Regions from separate parts of the Homo sapiens genome. Here region 1 is linked to region 2. A link is an interaction called in ENCODE POLR2A ChIA-PET data of the cell type or tissue named here. Cell type or tissue: IMR-90. All regions are shown on one strand.

What was found. Peaks named below come from ENCODE experiments on the same cell type or tissue, not always from the same donor. Only the 100,000 strongest peaks of a DNase experiment are listed, where the experiment ranks them.
Region 1: POLR2A ChIA-PET joins it to region 2 with 8 read pairs; 2 of 35 experiments call an interaction of 5 or more read pairs at or near these places.

Annotation. Positions count from the first base shown.
Region 1 is chr2:19,123,207-19,125,706 of GRCh38, reverse strand. No RefSeq gene overlaps it. Among named protein-coding and RNA genes, the nearest start is that of LINC01376, 97 kb to the right of the region's middle. In IMR-90, no CTCF peak of the experiment used is centred here; a DNase peak (open chromatin) is centred at 1,396; H3K27ac peaks cover 996 bases.
Region 2 is chr2:19,199,516-19,202,015 of GRCh38, reverse strand. No RefSeq gene overlaps it. Among named protein-coding and RNA genes, the nearest start is that of MIR4757, 150 kb to the left of the region's middle. In IMR-90, no CTCF peak of the experiment used is centred here; no DNase peak of the experiment used is centred here.

The DNA of each region.
Region 1 (2,500 bases), 76 kb after region 2:
GGGGCCAAATTAAAACTTGAGCTCAAAGTCCCAGACTCTCATTTTAGGTTTTATTTTTATTTTTTCCTAATCAGGCAATGTTATTTTCCACTACTCATTTAATTCTCCCCCTTTACCAATGGGAATTAGCCATCTTTTCAGTGAAAATGGTTGTTGACTTGGCTTAATTTTGTGCTACAAGCTTTTAATTTACTATCACATTTACTGTAACGATTTGAATAGGGTTTTGATGAAATCTTAAGTGAATTTGGTGGGGGAGCAGTTAAAAATGAATTCGATTGGGATATTTAAAAAGTTTTTTTTTTTTTTTTCATTCTAGAGACCTGGGGGATTTTAGAACAGGGCTTTCAAGGTAATGAAGGAAGAGAATCTTCTTTGGACTTCTTTTTGCTCCAGATGCGGAGAAGGCAACTTCCCGGAGTCTCTACCAGTGAGAAGGCTACAGAATCATGGGCGTAAGTATGCATGGCTGGGCATATCCTGGGGTTTGCTGTCTTGTACCAAAGACCGGAAATCAAAGGCCACTTGAATTGTTAAGACACATCTGGCATGGAGTCATGTTGCTGTCTCCAGACTTGACCTGCCAGACTCTAGTCTCTGGGTAACACTTTTCTACCCACTGGCAGAGCTGAACAGGTTTTTGGAGGCCATCAGATCCAACCCATTTTGTAGGTGGAACAATTTAGGGCCATAGAAAGTGTGGTATTCAGAATAATCCCTTCACCTCCTCTACAAAGTTGTGCATGTCCTAATCCCCAGAGTCTGTGAATATAGCCAAAGAGAATTTGCAGGTGCAATTAAGTTAAGGATCTCGAGATGGGGAGATAACCCTGGATTATCTGGGGGGTCCAATGTAATCACAAGAGTCCTCATAAGTGGAAGAGGGAGGCAGGTGAATGAGAGTCAGAGAAGGAGAAGTAACTGCAGAAAGAAAGGTCAGAGGGTTTCGATTGCTGAGTGAAGATCACCAGCCAAGGAAATGAATTCTCCACTAGAACCTCCAGAAGGAATGCAGCCCAGCTGGCACTTTGATGGTATCCCCGTGAGACCCCTGTCAGACTTCTGATCTCTGGAACTCAAAGATGAATTTGTGTTGCTTTAAGCCACCAAATTTGTGATAGTTTCCTATGGCAGCAATAGAATACTAATACAGGTAGAAACAAGCAAAAGGGACAAGGACCTGCCTTCTTTCTTTTTCCTTTTGCCTGGAAACCATCTCTCCTCATGCCCTTTCTTTGCTTGGCCAACTTCTTTCCTCCTCGAGCCTTAGCTAAGGACGTGTTGTAGCAATGCGTCCCTCAGACTAGATTCAGATAGTTTCTCTGGGTTGTGCTTTTTCTATGAAGTTACTCACCACTGTGGACTGTACTGACTTGCACGTTCATCTCTCCCAGCATGCTGCAGAGTCCTTGTAGGCACGAACCAGGTCTTATTCATCTTCTGATCACAAACATCTAGTGCAGGAGAGCTTTGAGTCATTAGTTTTGAATGAATATGTCAGAGAGTAATGGAAAGCTGTTTTCAAACCCAGGTGTATTAGAGCTTTCTAGCTGGCATTAAAGAAGAATGCATGCATTTCTTCTGGGGTATTATTCTTGTCTTTCACTTTTTGCATCGCAAGAGAGCAAGTCCTTGAGATGACCTTGAAGCCTTTGAATCCAAGTGGATTGCCTGTGGGGTGACAGGACTTTGGGGACAGGCTCAGGATGGCTGATCCAAGGCAAGGCTTATGCCTTGAGCTCCTCAGGAAGGGGCGTCCTTGAACTTGTCACTGAGTTGTTACAGCTCCATGGACAAAATCTCTCTGTCTGAGGTGATAAACCAGTTTGCTAACATCCTCTCTGATCCCCAGAAAAATCAGGTCACCACCCCAAAAGGGAAGCTTTATTTCCAGAAGGCTGAGGAAATGCCAATGCCAGATATCACTTGGCAGTTCATGAATGGCTCCAAAAATCTGCCATGGGCTAATTGCAAATGTCTGTTCCTATATATGAAGATAAGCATGAACAAACATCTATCACCAGCTGCTGGTTCTTGGAACCAGTTGATTGACCTAGCAGAGTGGGTTATTTTGGAGAAGACAGTCCTGATGCCTTTTTTTTTTTTCTGGCTTCTTCTACGTTCCTCTGCAGGGTATATCCATGACACCAGCATGGACTTTTGCTGGCTCTCCCAGTGTCACGGACCCCAAGAAAATAATAGGGCTCATTCACCTTAGCTCTTCCATCTCGTAGAAGTAGGGCTGTTATTGTTACCCAGGTCCTTCACTTTAACCTCTGTGGATGTGGCTCTGACTTAGGTGCTAAAGTTGTGTGCACAGTCTGCCACCAGTGGAAGGCACCCTAGATATTGGTGGGATGGGAGCTCAAAGATCTGGAGGATGTGTCTTCTTTCTCAATATTTGTTTCCATTTTACAAATGAAAGACAATTTAGGCTTAAGCATATCATGCTGATTGCCTATAATACACTGCACTGGCTGTAGCCTTGGGAGAATGTCTG
Region 2 (2,500 bases):
TCTGATAGGTTCTGAGGCATCTTGTTTCTCTAGGAAGATCTTGATTTGGGATCCGCAGTCAGATTCTCAACCAGGGGACTTCATGTATCCACCTTCCCAGCCAAATGTTCCTGCCAGCTTGTCTTCCCCTTAAGGGCAGAAGAAGCCAGTTCATTTAGTTCCTACGAAATAATCCTCATGAGAGACCAAGGGAAAACAAAATGTGAGACGGAAGGAACACATCAAAAATCTAACCAGCTCCACAGATATTTGATGGCATTCCTGTAGTGCAGGCAGCAATGCTCAGTGAACACTATTTGTCTCTCCAGCAGTGATTCTAGCCCTTCCATATTGTGGAGCTTCCTACTTCCAGTTTCAGGGTCCTGATTACATGATATAGATCATGGTCATTCCTACATCTCTTGCTAGAGAATGGTGTAAAACTCAGCCTAAGCTAATCCACCATGGGGCCTTTCCTGTTGGCAATAATTTATCTAGAAATGGGCAAGAAACATACTTTCAAACCATGAGCTGTAAGAGGATACTTTCTCGGGGCTTTTGGTAAAAAATTTCCTTAGACAAAAGGAAAACTTCAAGGACACCTGGTCTATTGCTGCTGTTGACAATCATGAGGAAGTGTTGGTATTGATGGGTATCCTGTGATAGCAAAGGGAACTAGCCTTAGGATAAAGCTGAATCTATGGCAGAGAGAACAGTGATGAAACCTAAACTGGTCCTTTATGACCTTGTAGATGGACTAGGTTAATCTTCTTTTCCCTTTGGAAATTCAAATTATAACACTGGAGCTCTTCAAGTACTATGAGAGATGGGGTATCTCAGATCGTTGATCCTTCCAGCTTATTACTGGAGGAGATGTCATGGCTAGAAACAGTGACAGTTGCGCTGAAAACCAGCTTTTCACTGGGGAAGAGACTCAGAATCACATAAAAAGAAATTGTCTCCTCTAAGTAAAACTCTTTATAAGTTTCTTTTTTTTTAATATTTTACATTCTTTTTTTATTTTTTTATTTATTTTTATTTTTATTTTTTATACTTTAAGTTTTAGGTACATGTGCACATTGTGCGGGTTAGTTACATATGTAAACATGTGCCATGTTGGTGCGCTGCACCCACTAACTCGTCATCTAGCATTAGGTATATCTCCCAATGCTATCCTCCCCACTCCCCCCACTCTACCACAGGCCCCAGAGTGTGATATTCCCCTTCCTGTGTCCATGTGATCTCATTGTTCAATTCCCACCTATGAGTGAGAATATGCGGTGTTTGTTTTTTTTTGTTCTTGCGATAGTTTACTGAGAATGATGATTTCCAGTTTCATCCATGTCCCTACAAAGGACATGAACTCATCATTTTTTATGGCTACATAGTATTCCATGGTGTATATGTGCCACATTTTCTTAATCCAGTCTATCATTGTTGGACATTTGGGTTGGTTCCAAGTCTTTGCTATTGTGAATAATGCCGCAATAAACATACGTGTGCATGTGTCTTTATAGCAGCATGATTTATAGTCCTTTGGGTATATACCCAGTAATAAGTTTCTACCTAGAATATTCCTGAACAGTCTCCTAGGAAATACAGAAGGATATTCTTGTAAGCAGAAGCCAATCAAAAAACTTTAATGGTGCTGAAACCTTAGAGTATTCGCAAAATTGTAAATCTTATCTGGGTTCAAATAGATCATGTTATAGCTTTTTTTTTTTCACTTTCTGGTCTCAAAAATGGTGATAGTTGATGAATTCTTTTTCTTGTTCAGAGTCCCTAACATAATACCAAAGACCGGGATACTTCAACATGCCCATTTTCTTTAACATTTTCAAAGAAAATATTCAACAGCCTTCTAATTTTCAGAATTGCAGGTCATTCTGGATCAATTTCACCACATCCGAATCCCTTAAGGAGTAAAAACACTCACAATAAACTGGGATCTCAAGAAAACAATTAAATATATTGGAAGAAAACCTCTGTGGTTTTTCTGTAAAAAAAAACCCATTACTACACATATGAGGGTAATGTTGACTCCCTCACTGGGAAAACTAGCATTGAACCCTTCTGGTTTGTGTCTGTTATCCCCCTGGGTTGCATACTTTGCTTTTCTTCCCTCTGTGACTGACACTGATCCCTACTTGACATCATCTGCAATACTGTTGATTCAATCATGAATAGAAAACTGTGAAGCAGGCCATTACTTTTATTTTAGTTCAGTGGGTATTTTGGAGTCCTTTCTGTGTGCAAGACCCAGTGCTAGATGCTCAGACCTCAGAGTGAATATGATGTAGTCTTTGTTCCCACAGTCTAGCAAGGCAAATACATAAATATCATAAATATAAAAATTGAATACATATAATCTATGCTAGGATAGTGGAAACACAGAAGAAGCATAGTTAAGCCTGCTGGGGTATAATTTTGGTGCACTTCCATAAAGGGTATCCTGTTAAAGGATAAATTTAAATTGGTCAGAAAAAACTGAGTAAATTGTATTGTCCACATTTCTAGGCAA